2 separate regions of the Mus musculus genome follow, and region 2 is linked to region 1. A link is a loop called in an ENCODE intact Hi-C map of the cell type or tissue named here. Cell type or tissue: left cerebral cortex. All regions are shown on one strand.

What was found. Hi-C counts contacts between places; a loop is a spot of excess contacts. Peaks named below come from ENCODE experiments on the same cell type or tissue, not always from the same donor. Only the 100,000 strongest peaks of a DNase experiment are listed, where the experiment ranks them.
Region 2: a loop joins it to region 1, with 3 times the contacts of the local background. A loop is called at or near these places in 6 of 42 quality-filtered maps.

What each region holds. Positions count from the first base shown.
Region 1 is chr14:103,558,445-103,566,444 of GRCm38, reverse strand. It overlaps Scel (sciellin), which reads right to left. Exons shown (of 31, transcript NM_022886.2): 9 at 6,114-6,194; 10 at 3,915-3,980; 11 at 1,603-1,662. Among named protein-coding and RNA genes, the nearest start is that of Scel, 49 kb to the right of the region's middle. In left cerebral cortex, CTCF peaks have their summits at 4,831 (motif pointing left) and 7,378 (motif pointing right); a DNase peak (open chromatin) is centred at 4,771.
Region 2 is chr14:103,646,400-103,654,399 of GRCm38, reverse strand. It overlaps Slain1 (SLAIN motif family, member 1), which reads right to left and starts at 4,172. Exons shown (of 7, transcript NM_198014.3): 1 at 3,492-4,172. The coding sequence starts at 4,045. In left cerebral cortex, a CTCF peak has its summit at 3,054; DNase peaks (open chromatin) are centred at 3,094, 3,539, 4,190, 5,486 and 1 more place; H3K4me3 peaks cover 4,673 bases; H3K27ac peaks cover 1,544 bases.

The DNA.
Region 1 (8,000 bases):
AGCATTTGAAATGTAATTAGAGAAAATATCTAATAAAATAAAATTTTAAAATAATGAAAAAAAAAAAAAGAAATACAGGATCTCAAATGGAAGAAAAATCAGACTTGACACACGTAGATCCTATCTAGTCTTCTAAGTCAAAGTCCCTATTAACTGCACAGAAAACTGAGTTGTTTTCCTGCCTGGTTAAGTCATGGTATTTGTTGAGAGAGGGTCTCACCCTGTACTCCAAGCTGGCCTTCTTTCTGAGCTTCCTAAATCTTGGCATTGAAGGTATGTGCGGCTTGCGGCTTGTCCAGCCTTTTTTATTTTTATTTTTATTTTTATTTTTATTTTTATTTTTTTGTTTGTTTTGGTTTTTAGTGAGATGAACTCCAGTAAATTCTTCTCGTTGTTTAATTACGTTAAACAGGGGAAAGCTTCTCGGGTTTGGGATTAAAACAATGAAATATTTGTATCCAGGATCTTGACACATTACTCCTTTGGACAAAGCTTTATATTAGTGTGTGAGTATTCTCTGGTGACTAAAACAAAATATCTTCCCTGCTGCTGATGATGAAAGGGGTGAGGATGAGGTTAAAGCGACGATGTTTATACAGATAACAAAGGCAAGTGTGGCTAGGCATTATGCAGTAGAGATAGCTGGGCTCTCATCACTGAGGCCGGAAGAGTGGCACTCACTGGATCACACAAGGAAGACTTCACAGGGTAGGGGATTTGCGGTGACCTGGATCTTGAAAAACGGTAGGGTTTGGATAGATGGATGTGGTGGCACCAAGACTGGTAAAGATCACTGTGTGGAAGGGGCAGAAACAAGCGGGTCAAGAAACTGTAGAAAGAAAGAGGTCCGTGCTGGTGTGGAATATGGAATAAATATGTGGGTGAAGTCAGAAATGATTCTGGAACCGAATTGTCCTTGGTCTAGGTTAGCAAATAGTCATATGTAACTATAGCATGTATTTACACGTGGGAGCCGTGGCAGGTATTTCCAGGAAGCTTTGTGGCATCCATTGGCGTAAATGGGCAGAAGAACGAGAGGCTAAAGGAGTGTAAGTGAATGAGAAGAATAGGCATGCTAGTCTCTTATCCCACGGACTCAATGAGGCCGTGAACCGGCATAAGCCTTGTATGTACAAGAGACACTTTAGACTTTTAGGTTAAACACACCTATACGACATGGAGGGGGGAAGGGGTGGAAGAACCAAGAGTGATTTTAGAAGGTCGAGCCTACAGGTGTGGAAGGTCAGAAGCAGAAAATAGCTCATCTGTGAAAGAAAGGTGAACGTGGTCCCAGGATATTTGAAATGGGGATGCAAAGGGCAAAAATCACTGGATATCTAGGCTAGGGATGAGAACTGGAGGAGTGGTTGAGATCTGAGGTCACGAGGATGAGTAGACTCAGAGGAGGATGAAGATGGCCATCCATCCATGTCAGTACCAGCCACTCTGAGTGGGTACTTACAGAGACACAGGGACATTTTTCTTCTTAGTCATATGCAACAAACAGCACTGGGTATGGGCTCACATTTAGAAATAACAGAGGCACTGACTAGCTTTAGATCACAAAGAACAGGAATCAGGCCTGGAACTCTCGAACCTCACCCCTTGTCAGTTTTCTGAAGTGCAGCCGCCACCCTGATGATGTCATCGAGATCCTCAGTCCTTCAGTGAACAGAAAGAGAAGCAGGTCAGTGGGTGAAGCTCCAATGCCAGGCTAAGCTTCCTAGAATTTCTGGTGAAGGATAGGAGAGTCTATGGTACACACAGGCATGAGCATCCTCCATCATCACTGACGTCTTCATGCATGGTGCACACAGACACTAGCATCCTTCATCACCACTGAGGTCTCCATGCATGGTACACACAGGCATGAGCATCCTTCATCACCACTGAGGTCTTCATGCATGGTACACACAGGCATGAGCATCCTCCATCATCACTGAGGTCTCCATGCATGGTACACACAGGCATGAGCATCCTTCATCACCACTGAGGTCTCCATGCATGGTGCACACAGGCATGAGCATCCTTCATCATCACTGAGGTCTCCATGCATGGTGCACACAGGCATGAGCATCCTTCATCACACTGAGGTCTCCATGCATGGTGCACACAGACACTAGCATCCTTCATCACCACTGAGGTCTCCATGCATGGTGCACACAGGCATGAGCATCCTCCATCATCACTGAGGTCTCCATGCATGGTGCACACAGGCATGAGCATCCTTCATCACACTGAGGTCTCCATGCATGGTGCACACAGACACTAGCATCCTTCATCACCACTGAGGTCTCCATGCATGGTGCACACAGGCATGAGCATCCTCCATCATCACTGAGGTCTCCATGCATGGTACACACAGGCATGAGCATCCTCCATCATCACTGAGGTCTCCATGCATGGTGCACACAGGCATGAGCATCCTTCATCATCACTGAGTACCAACAGTGGCCTAGACCTCTGAACTCTCACAGAAGATGCAGAGACATCACATGCCACATGCAACACAATGTGAGAGGTGACAAGTTTTATAAAACTTATAAGTACAGGCCAGTCAGACTCCCTCCAAGTGTAAGGTATGTGCGTCACCTGACCAGTGCCTCAAACTTCTGACCCTTCCGAGAGTCAAAGGGATGACACAAAAGAAATTTTATTATATTGATGAAATTATGAAATTATAAAATACCTATGTTGTGATTTTATTTTTATTTTATTATTTTCTTTTATTTTATTTTTTGCAAAACCATTTCTGGGCTGGAGAGATGGGTCAGCCGTTAAAGGCTAGACAATAGTAACAACAGCAGTAAAGCAATTTCTTACTTATTTTTTTTAGATCATAATGTAATGACATCATTTCCCTCCCCACCAACTATCCCATATTACCCACACACACACTCTCTCTCTTTTTCAGATTCATGAGCTTCTTTCCCGTTAATTGTACATTAATCACAAGCTACTCAACATTTATAATGTCACTTGCATGTATGCTTTTAAGGCTGACCATTTGGATAACCAATTAGAATGCTCTTCCCCTATGGAAGACTATTTCTCCTATACTCAGCATTCTCTATGTAGCCCCAACTGTCCTTAGAACTCACTGTGTTTACCAGAATAGCCTCAAACTTGCAATAATCCTCTTACTCCTGCCTCCTAAGGGCTGGGGTTACAGGCATGGGCCACCATGCAGGGCTTTAAAAAGTATTTCTGAAAGCTATTGTTTTTCCTAAATAATAAAGAAGAAACACAGCCAAACACATCCATAATGAATGCTAGACTAAGTAGGATGTAGAAAACGGGAGTGAATCAGGACTGTGGTGGGGAGAGCAGAGACTTGGGAAATGCTTCCTTCCCCAGATGAATCTGCAGGCTGTGTGAACCTGTCCTGACCCTGCAAGAGAGGCTGGGTATCGCCTACAGCGGGAACCAATGGAAAGCCAAGCTCAACTAAGCAAAACTACTACAGCGATGGTGCCTGACATCTCAAGGCAATTACAGGGAACACAGAGATCAGCAGCAAGCTTCCCCCCTTCAAGGGTTTCATCTCACGTTGTCCCTGTGTTCAGACAATTCTGCATTTGTGATGGTAAATCTTGCGACGTATTTAAAGAACAAGAACCTACAAAAAATGTGTGTTACCTAGGCAGGCACAGGATCTCATTTTAATACCAGCACTCGGGAGGCAGAGGCAGGTGGATGCTGGCCCTGTATACATAGCAAGCTCTAGGCCAGCCAAGGCTACATAGTGAAACCTTGTCTCAAAAACAAACAAACAAACAAACAAACAGTTTACTCATTATAGCTAAAGCTGGCAAGAAAACTGATGGCATCTAATTTATTATTTTAAAGCACTCCAACAAAGCGTGCTTTAGCATTGACACAATTAACTACATGCAGACAGAGCTTGTTGGTACCTTATATTTCTTTCAGCATGTCGTTCTGTTTCTCCACATGCCCCCGCTGTAGCTGCATGTATCTGCCTAGATTTTAAAAATAATGCCTGTTAGGTAAGAAACTCCTCCATGTTAAATTTATATGTATGAGATGACAGTTATGTTCAGGAATATATATTATATTATTTGACAAAAAAAATTTCACCTTAGTTCTTTGTATTGTCTAAAATTCATCCATTCCCCCTTTTGAAGGTCTATCTAAAATGTACAAGGTGCAAATTTTATGATATCAACTTCTTTTCATGTGTTTTAAACCACAAGGTACATTTTAGTCACTTCTGACCTAGACATTGTTCATTTTATCTCCATTCATCAAAACATGTTGTCCTTACCTCTATCAGATAAAGATGTAACATTTAAATATCAAGAATATTCTTTTGTTGTTAGGCACCAATATAATATTTTTTTCTTAGAGACTTATTTCATGTGAATACTTCCAAGAAATGCATTTGCTTAGGTAAGAAGAGAAATTAGTCTACATTTCAAATATCTCTACCGTACCAAGAAGGGCCATGTTAGAGTGGCAGCTGCAAATGGTACAGTGCTAGGTTGTTAGAATTTATGAGACTTCTCTCTTTCCTCTACTGTGTTTGACCTACTTATGCATTCTTGCTTATTCTCACGAGCTATATTCAACCATTTTTTGTTCTCCTGGGGACATGTGTTAATTACATAGAAAACACTTCCCTTTCATATCTGTTCATTAAAATCACCATGCTGTGATTAAAGCAATCAGAGTTTTTAAAACAGGCAAGTTGCCCCAATTTTATTTTTTTGGATCATTAGTGGAAGAAGGAAGTGAGAATAGTAAACGTGGATTTGACCAACTCCTGCGGAATTTAGCTTTTTCTGAACATAAACATGTGCAGCCCTCTAGTGTCGATGCTTTTAGCTTAGAACTTAGGTGGTACAAGGGCAACTTATTTCAGTTTCTTTTTAAAACTCTATTCTAATTATGACTTAATTGCTTAATGCTATAAGACTGAGAGGACGAATCAGGTAAGACAGGAAGCCTGAGAGGTTGCTCTTATGAGATAATTATAATCGCTGCAGAAATGAAAAGTTATAAGCCTAATCCATATCATTAATTAGTTCCGTGAAAAACTATTTCCCCCGACTCATTAACGCAATATCCTAAGGACAAAATTTCAGAGAGCCGGGGGATCTTACGGGTAGAGGCTCTGGAGTTTTACCCCCTAAGGATGAACACACAGTGCCACACACCCCTGTTGTTTAGTCAGGCTTTCTAGCAGGCCATCCTCTTTTTAAAAAATGTTTTTATACTTGTGACTTATGGCTAATAGTTCTGTATTTACATAATAATAGTTCTGTGTCTTCCATGATGTCAGAAATCCTCCTCAAGAGGCAACAATAAAAAAGAAGCAAAAGTAGGCGTCCAAGCAGATCCGACATCTCAGGCTCCACTGAGACACTGGGATTCAATCTCTCAATACCAATGGGAAAAAAATGGGATGTCCATCTTGAAAAATGGCTCAAGACACACTTGAGCAAGACTGCCAAGCTTCTGATTTGGCCTCTAAGCATTAATTATAAAGTTCCAGAAGTTCAAAGTAGAACAGAAAGTGTGTTTTTCTTGATATAGAGATAAGTTATTTGGAATAGTCTTTAAAGTTTTTGATAGTTTTGAAATGAATAAAAAATACTTTAGTTAAAAAAAAAAATCAAGTAACAGCCTAAAGGAATTTCTAGCATAATTGAGGTGATGCAGAGTATGTCTTTTATTAAAATATGTAGCTCTCAATGGGACCCTTAATTACAAGGAAATAGAAAGGTAATATAATCTTATATGCACTTTAATAGGCATTATATACATATATATATATGTGTGTGTGTACTATATATATGCATCTATATCAAGTGCTAATATATAAGAAGCCTTCATATAAACACTTCCAGTTCTGTTTGTCCACAACTGTTTCAAAGGTATAGTTCCATAAGACAGATAATAGCCATTGCTATCTAGAGCAAAAGTAATTACACATGCATATTGATAGAGTTTTAAGTTCTGTGAGCCTCTCTTTAGTGAACGAACACGGGAAGAATAGCCATGCTTTCCACAAAGCTGGTCACATTTTTTTTTTTTGTACTCTCATTTCCCTTCAGCATCCTGGCAAGACATTCAGAAGGGCAAGCTCTTACCTATTAGTCCGCCCCAATGGTTTAGGAGAAGCAATGGGAGAACAGGGCTTTGGGGGGAGTGGAGGGTGCAGAGCTGGGTCCCTTTGAAACAGAAAACAGCAGCTCATTAAACCGTGAAAACCGTGTACATTGTAATATCTATTAACCAACCGCATCTATCATGGGAATATCTCTAAACTCATGACCCCCATGTATGGGGAACCAGAAAGTCAGAAGTCACAGAGCACAAACTCTAAAGAAGTCTTATTTTGAATATGGATGTTTTAAAGGTCCATTCACCCGGGCTTTGGGAACCCTTACGGTCTGTAACTACAGTTGGAACTACAACATGGCCTTTAGTGGGCTCAGCACTTTGCTAGTACATTAGGCAGTGGTGGCATTTTGCGTCATCACGCAAGCACAGTAAGTGGCTCCCTGGTACTACATATGAGCTTCTTTAGGGTTGATGCTAACTCACAAGCTGCTGTAGAAGTAGCCAAGAAGGTTTCTCACATTTCAGATCTCAAAGAAAAGTTGGTTTGGAGACTTTTAACTAACTCTTGACTTAAATATTATCAGCACGTGACACCTCGGTGCTGACAAAATATAAACTATGACATCAGCCAACTTTCAAGGAGGCACCCAAGTCAGCCCCAAAAGGCCGCATGATTGAGGGACAAGGGAACGGGAAATGGACAAGAATGTCTAACTGTAAATAAAGTCAGCGCATCCTGAAATCACGTGACTCTCCGGCTCCCCCTCCCCCCTTTCCCCCTCCCCTGGCTCCCTCCACTGCCACTTCTGTGTTTCCCTTCTCCATTGTTGTCTTGATGCAGAGCACGAAAGGCTTTTCCCAATCTGATCCCCTCATCTTCACAGCCCGCTGAGTAGATCTGCACCCGGGATAAAGCTACCTGCATGGGCAGCTCAGCTCCAAGGCAACCTTATCCTACGTTGTCATCTGTAGGAAGATCTCTAACAGGATTGGTGAGGATTTTCAGGACTGAATGAGATCATAGTTTTAGTCAGCAAACATCGCTTGGTAGCTTTCTGTGTGTGATGCGCTTTATGTAGTAGATAATGCGCTCTCTCTCTCTCTCTCTCTCTCTCTCTCTCTTTGTTAAAGATTTATTTATTTATTTTATGTATATGAGTACACTGTAGCTGTAAGATGGTTGTGAACCATCACGTGGTTTGCTGGGAATTGAACTTAGGACCTCTGCTTGCTCCAGCCCTGCTCACTCTGGCCCAAAGATTTATTTATCATTATATCTAAGTACAGTGTAGCTGTCTTCAGACACACCAGAAGAGGGCATCAGATCTCACCACAGATGGTTATGAGCCACCATGTGGTTGCTGGAATTTGAACTTAGGACCTTCAGACGAGCAGCATTCAGTACTCTTAACAGCTGAGCCATCTCTCCAGCCTTAGATAATGCTTCTTGTTTCCAACAGGCTTTAAATATACAAATAAGTGATGTTGTATTTGTATCAACATCAAGAAGGGAAGGAAAAAAAGGGAAGAAAGGAGGAAAGGAAGGAAGGAAGGGAGGGAGGGAGGGAGGGAGGGAGGGAGGGAGGAAGGAAGGAAGGAAGGAAGGAAGGGAGAGAGAGAGAGAGAGAGAGCGAGCGAGAGAGAAAGACAGACCAGAGTGAAGACATAGCATAAAAGGGCTAGGGACTCCATTTTATTAGCATGGCCCGGGGGAAAGCCTCTGTGTAAGGTGACATTAGAGCTGAAACTTGCAGGAAGTGATAAATACCCTGAGGACAGCTGGAACACCAGCTTGAAGATGACATTTGACACTTGAAACTTCATGAGGTAAGCAAAGAGACTATTGTAAAGAGAGACAAACTGAGAGGAAGGGTTCTGGCCTCACATCGCATGGCATTTCAGGGTCAAGCATG
Region 2 (8,000 bases), 88 kb before region 1:
AACTGATCCTAAAATTCACATGGAAATGGAAAGATCCTTCAATAGCCAACAACAACAAAGCTGGAGTTCCCACTAACTGGCAAGCGACACTGATGAAAACAGCTCACTACCTGCAGCATGCAGGTAGATACAGCAACAGGAAAATTACAGACCCCAAATGGAACCAAGCCCAGAACACGCAGCATTCGAAGAGCAAAAAAATTCAACAAAGGGTGGTGGTCTTCTGAGCAGGTGTTAAGGACAGTCGAGCACAAAACTGTGAGCTCTGGCCGTGACACAGTATCCAAAGCTAACTTAAAAACAAAACCAAACTGAAACTGAAACTGAAAACAAATTCTTTTTGTTAGAAACCATAGGTGTAAGTCTGTAGCCCAAGGTGGGCAAGCACCCCTTCACTATAATCTCCAAGACTGACGTCAAGCATGATCCAGAAAAATGAGAGGTGTCATTGAGCCTTACCCAAAATAAGACCTTCTCCCCTGGGAAACACTGCTAAAAGGTTAAGAGGCAAACCTCGTGTTTGGAGATGTTTGCACACCATGCGCTGGCAAGGCATTTTAACTTAGACTATATATTCCCACTCCAGCTGTTCCTTAAGGCACATAAGAAACGACTGAGGTGTGCTGCAAACCTATTATCCTATGGAAAGGCACACTGCTGTGGCACCCCAGGCAGGGGACATGAAGACTTTACAGCCATGCAGGTACCTGGAGTGCTCTGAAAACATTAGCAGGTGGTTTCCAAATGTTTAAAGTAAAGGGTGTTGGCTACTTTTCCATCAGAAAACAAGTGAAATGTTTCCATACAAAAATAACATCTAATTTTTTTTTAATTCTGTAAATTAGGTGACCTCAAAATCATTGGTGCCTCCGACTAAGATTAACGACCCTCTCTGTTTTTCCACCTGGGCTCCCCTCCATGTTTAAAGAAGGGATTCTACAAATAGCGTGCTGTAAGCCACAGAAACAGTTTCAAAGTAACGAAGGGTCAGTTCTTATTACTGACCAGCATATCTCATGAGTAAAGATAAACTTCCTTCAATTCAGAGTCACTTCAGAGCACAGTAAGGACTAACATGCTGACCTATTAAATAGCACTTTTTAAGACTCATTGCAATGCTTTTTTTTTTCTTTTTTTGATGTTTTAAGTAAAAAGATTAAAAGATAGACAACAATATACTTGGATAGTTGGATAACTGTGACAAACTATATTTGGCATATATGTGCTATTATTAACCGGATAAACAGCAATGCTGTAATAAATCTGAAAGCCAATCATGGTGGCTCATGCCTGAAATCCCAGCAGTCAGAAAGCTAAGAGGTAAGACACAGACTTCAGGACCAGCCTGGGCTACAGTGTGAGACCTTCTCTCAGGAAGACAAAATAATAACAACAACAGCAATGATAATAATACTAAATTTTTAAATATGCCATATTTAAAGGGATTGCGCCTTTGTATTTCTATCAGATTAGAAACCAACTTCTCCCCGTTGTTTGTATAAATCATCATTTAAAAATCAAAAACTCAACTGATTTGAAATTAGCATAGGGTTGACAGGCGTGAGTGAAACACAAAAGCCACTGCAAGACCATTTTCCAATACTATACTCAGGCGGGACTATACTTAGGCTGTACCCCCACCCAAGCGTGTTGTTTAGAAAGAATGGCTTAAAGTTCCAGGAAGTGTTGAGCTGTTAGACTTGCACACCATAGGATCCCTGTACAGTTCCTAAAATCAAAGCTGAAGGCAGATGATACATGTGCCCACAAAAAAGTCTATTATAGATTTATGTTATTAATTTTCAAAATCAGAGCAACTGGCAATGAAAGTTTACAGGTAGGTGCCATGTAGGGTATCGATGCAAAAGGAAGACTGTAGTTCCCAATAGCAAAACAATAAGATTCCCCACTTCCCATTTCCCTTCTATACAATCAGTAACAAGAGTACAAAATGAAAAAAATAATAAATAAAAATCTGATTTTCTTAAATAACAGGCAAAAGGATGCAACTCTTCATCCTACTGTTACCCCGATGTGAACACTGCTCAACCTCCTTGCATGAACCCACACTCCACTTTATCTAACCACTCCTGGGGTATGCCTACACGCCTAGAGGATGTCTAGCGACCAAGCAAGCGATTCCTAACAGAAGATACTCCAAGGCCAAGCCTTCCATGAGCAAGCAGCAGGGGCTTAGGCACCTGTCTCCTCAAAAAAGTACTCATTCATGAGCAGAAACACACAGCTAACCAGAGTCCATTGAATAGACACGTCCAGTTTCCACCATCCTTACAATCAACCCTAAAAGTTTCTAAAACTAGATAATAAAGTGTCTCTAATAGTGCCATCCTCTGGTTAAAATTGCTGTGATTAAACACCAGGACCCACACACACAGCAACTTGGGGAGGGGGGGGGGGAAAGACGACAAGGGAGGACTTATTTAGCTTACACTTCCACACCACAGTTCATCATTAAAGGAAGTCAGGACAGGAACTCATACAAGACAAGAACTCAAACAAGGCAGGAATCTGGAGGCAAGTGCTAAATGAGAGACCATGGAGGGGTGCTAGTTACTGGGTTGCACCCCAGGACTTGCTCAACCTGCTTCCTTATTTAACCTCAGGACCACCAGCCTAGGGATGGCAACACCCACAATGGGCTGGGCCCTCCAATATCAACCATTAAGAATGTTCTACGGGCTTACCTACAGTCTGATCTTGTGGAGGCATTATTGAGGTTCCCGCCTCTCTGATGACTCTAGCCTGTGTCAAATTAACATAAAACTACCTACTTTTTCTTCAATGTGGTTTCATTTCTAAATTAATGAAAATTCCTCTTAAGTTCAATTTTTTTAAAAGAACGTAGCGCCTCCATCTGCCCCCTCCAGTCCTTAAAAAAACCTTTGCCTCTGACGTACCAGGATGGCACACCTTTAATAATCAAATCGGTATCTGAAAGGTTATCTATGAAAATACAGAGAGATGGCATATATAACTACACAACTCAACTGCAATAGCAGATGTCTGAGAAGAGGCTCATCACTAGGCGGCTTCCGATGTGACCAAAGGGGGGCTGCACACCAATCCTGTGCAGCGTTCGTTTGTAAGGAAAGAACGGTAAGCAGTGGAGGAGAGCAGAAGACAAGCACCTTCACCACACACACACACACACACACACACACACACACACACACAGAGAGAGAGAGAGAGAGAAGAGAGCAGGGCTGAGCGACAAGATGACATGAGTTGTGCATTTAAGGCTAACGAGGCGCTTGGGACCCCGTAATCAGCAAAGAGCAAAGCACGGGGCAGATGGCAGTCCCCAGTCGGACCAATAGGCACAATGCTAAAACAGGTTTCTGCCTCCATGCAAAGCTTCTGCTCAGGGCTTGGCACCTGCTAGGCCTCTGGGTCCCCTGCCTCCCACGCCCCGCCCCCGCGTGCTGGGCCTCCCAACTCCGGGGGGAGGGGGCGGCGGAGCTCGGCTATACCAGGTGTAGTCGTCCTCCTCGCTCCAGGCGGCCAAGCTCTCCAGGTCCAGCGGCTCCACCTCGTCCAGCAGCGTTGGAGGCGGCAACGGCGGCGTGGCGGCTTCCCCCGGCGGGGTCCCTGCGGTCCCCGGTTCCGGGCTGCCACCTCCGCCGAAGAAGCCCGCCGCCGGCTTGGAGTAGACGAAGGGCGCGTCAGCCGGCTGCAGGCTGCAGAGCAGGGAGGGCGCGGGGCTGGGCAAGCAGTAGGTGCCCGGGAACGCGGGGCCCAGCGCCCCCGGGCCCGGGGAGGTCGTGCTGGCCGGGGCCCTGTGCGTGGCGAGCGGGCTGCAGGCCCCGGCTGGCGGCGGGGCGGAGGGCGGCGGCGGCTGCAGCAGCAGCAGGTGCGGGGCGGCGGCCGCACTGGCCGCCCGGCTGCGCAGCTGCTCGTTCTGCTTCTCCAGCTTGCGCACCAGCTCCTGCAGCTTCTTCACCTCCAGCTCGGCGTTCACCACCGGCCCCGGGCCGGCGCCGGAGGCCGCCACCGGCGAGGCGCATTTCACCTGCTCCGCCATCATCGCGGGAGCCCCGAGCGCCGCGGCGAGGAGGCTACGCGGGCCCAGCTCGCGCAGCCTACCAGCATCAGCACCAGGGCCCAGCCTCCGGCCGAGGAAGAAGCAGCCGCGCAGCTCTGCACCGTGCTCTGCTCTAGCGGCTCCGGGTTTTAGCCGAGGCCCCGGGACGGGGCGGGGCGCGAGGGGCGGAGCTTCTGGTGATGGATGTGTCGTGGGGGCGGGACCTGCGGCGGGGACCCTCCCTGGGCATCCGTCTGCACCCACACCACCTAACCTCAGGTGCCTGATTGGACCTGGCCTGAACTTCCCGCCGCTCGCACTTCTTCCGCTTTGGGCGAGAGAACCCCACTTCTAGGACTACAGCCAGGGGCGGGATCTAAAGAAGTAGCAGGTGTCTGTGGCAGGGGAAAAACGTACCCAGGGCCAATGGCTAGCCCTCTTACAAGAGCACTTTTAGACTTCAGGGTATTGCCACCTGCTAATGAAACCTCGTGAAAAAAGGTCTGGGGAACATGATGCTCACCCCCCCCCCAAAAAAGCAACAACAGATGCTTTGGGTCTGTTTGAAAAGATGCGGCTAAGGGTAGTATTAAGTAGCACAGAAACAAAATGGTGGGATAGGAGAGAATAAGGAGGGAAAGTGAGAAATCCCAGTCTCTATGAGGGAGGATGGCCAGCTGCTGAAGAGTCAGGCGTTCACTTCAGTCTATCTAAAATAGCCATATATGAACTATCCCCACCAGTCTTTCACCATGAAAGGAGAGTTGGGTTTTCATGCTCTTTTATATTAGACAAAAGATCTTTGAGCATCTCCTGCATGCTCCACTGTGTTCTAAACGCTGGCTTTTTGAGCAAGTGAACAACAGGCATCAGTGATTGCAAATACAAGCAAAATTGTGCACCATCTGTTAAATCATTTACACTATTAAAGTCACACGTGCCTGAGCGAAAAGAGGAAAGGTATAACATTCCCTGCTTTTTTGTTGTTTGTTGGTTTGCTTGTTTGGTTTTTTTTTTTTTTTTGGGGGGGGGGATTCTTGGAAACCATGCTTTTTATTTTTTCAACAAAAATGCTTTTACGCAGATGAACCGATCGTTTTGTTCAGTTAATGTTGACTTAGCATTTTGTGGGTTTAACACAAAGGAAAGCCTGCCGTTATAGTGCGAGAACAATCCACACCGCTGATTTTCATCCTCAGACGGTGTACTAGCTTGTGAAGGGCCTCGCTCAGGCACTGTACACATGACGTCAATGAAAACATACCGCACATCTCTGTGGCAGCGCTAGGATGTTGCCTCTAATCTTTTAAAATTTGATCCTGTGCCTTGCTGCTCAGAAACACTTGTGTCTTCTCACTTGGCAAGCTACAGCTCTAAACTTGGGTGTATGTGCAAAGGTGGGTGTCCTGAATTTAACTCGGCTGGAGAGAGCTTCTGGAAGTTAGTGTATGCTAACTTCCCTGAAGTTACCTTCCACACAGAGCCCCGCTGGCCATCTGACCCCAACCACCTGTATCTCCCACCACCTTTCCAAGTTTCCTTTTTTTGGGCCTGTTGGTTATTACTAAAACCTGGAGAAGTGGAGTACTACTGCTGAAACTCCTAAGTGAAGAATCTATTGAAAGATTTTCCCCGCATGCTCAGTGGCAGATGCGGGCAGCAGTATCCCTGAAACACAAAGAAAGGGAGAGGACAGGCACAAAGAGAACAAAGAGCTGCTGAGTGCCACATCAGTGAAAGAAATTAGGGATCAGCACATAACAGTTTAAACAACAAGAGTTAACAAGTAAAGAGAAGCAGTCATTTCTACTACAGCATTCATATACTCTAAAGAAGCAGAGAACTAAGCACTCATCCCCTCCTGCATTTGCTCTTTCTGATCTACACTGTAGAACTATTTTTTAAGTAACAATTATTGTAAAAATTTGTGACTGTTTACAAAAAGAAAAAAAAAAAGCATACCTGAGCATTTAAGCCCCAGAAAATATAGGAAGCACTGTTTGGGGTTGCAGCAGGCATGGTCTCTCCTTGCTTTTAAAAAGCAAAATAATTTCTGCTCAAGAGAAATGTTAGGGTTTTTTTTTTTCCCTGTGAAAGCTCTTTTCTTCCCTTCAGAGAGCTGTGCATGTGTGCGTGCTAATGGCACTCAAAATGCACACTGATTTTAAGTTGGTATCCCCAGGGTGCCCATCTCCTTAACACATAATTGAAGAGGTTGGTAGTGTCAAGGTTTTAATTAAGCAGTCTTAGTTTTTTTTATTTTGATGCAAATTTCAAGCTGTGTTCTCTGAAATCAAGTGCATAGGTAGTGTCTCAATTTATTTAGTATTTAAAATTTAGTATTTTAAATGAAACGAAGAGGTGATTTCAGAATGTACAAAGTCTATTGACATAAAAATGCATGTCTCACTAAAACCTTTGTGGGAAGCATCCATATATCACACACTCAAAACTGCATCAAGAAATTCATGTTTTCCAATAGTCCTTTTTCCTTACGCTTTAAAAATCACACACTGTTTCTGAAGTTACTTTTAAAAACCTAAAATTAACGTAGTCACCTATATCTGTCACCTGTCAATTCAATCACTTTCCTGACAACAAAACTGCACAAATACTATGTGCCGGCTACTTTATGTCAATTCAACACAAGCTAGAGTCATTGAGGAAAATAGGAAGATTAACTGAGAAAATGCCAGTGTATGACTGGGCTGCAGAGAAGCCTGTAGCCTTCTTCTTAGAAGTCGATGTGGGAGGGCCCAGCCCTGGTGGTCCAGGTTCCTATAAGAAAGCAGGCTGAGTGGACCAGAGGAAGCATAGCCAATAAGCAGCACTCCTCCATGGCTCCTGACTGCCTTTGATGATGAACAATGATATAGAAGTGCCGAATAAACCCTTCCTCCCCAAGTTGCTTCGGTCATGGTTTTCATCACATCAGTAGGAACTCTAACTGAAACATACCATAATATCCTCTTGGGCATATGAATAGAAAGAAGTCTCTTAAGAAATCTAGAGACACCCTGCCTGTTGTTATCCTAGTTTTACACAAGAGCCAGGCTAGGTTACCTGCCCAAGTCTAGACATAAAAACAACAGCAGTTCTGAGCACTTGCCCCTGGCCCGATGACTCTCCTCTTTCTCCTGCAGAAATGCACAACTGTGGATCCAGTTACCCCAAGACGTAAAAATTCACCTAATATGTAAATCGAGATCAAGGATCTCCACCTGTATCTTCAGTGTGATTCAGAGGCCAGTGCTTCTGTGAGCCTGCCTCTTACTGGAAGTGCCTGCTCTCCACAGAGGAGAGAGTGGAATGTGCTCATGTGCTCTCTCGGTGCCTCAAGGGGCGGCAAGCACATGACAGAGAAAGATTGAAACACAACAAGATGAATAGGTAAATTCTCACATTGTATCTGGAACCAAGATCAGAACCCAATTAGTTATTTGCATATGCTTCATTTATCTTGTAGGAGCAACACGGGATGATAAGAAGGCCTTTTGCAGACCCACGATGATCGATTACTTCACATATGACCCAAATAGAACTAGAACAACTCTTGCTACGTTGAATGTGTGGTGTTTTAATCTAAGGGGGTAATACAGAGAGAAATGAACACATCAATAATACTCTGTGTTTAGGTTGCACATCCTAACCTCACTCAGAACTCCTACTTAGACTCATGTCAAACACCCATGTAATTATACCCTATAAAGTCATACCGTGGTGCTTACAGGAAGAGTAATAGTGATAATGATCTGTTTGTTTAGCAAGCTATACTTTCAAAAAACCCTCTTAATAAATACTTGTTATATGTCTATTATGCATAAGTCCGAGCACTATATAATTTTTAAAAGGTGAGTAAGACCCTGTCTCCTCTGAGACTTTATCTAGGGAAGAAAGCACATAGACAGCTAACTATAGCTCAAGACAGGTGTGGAGATGAAAACCCAACTCAGCAGCA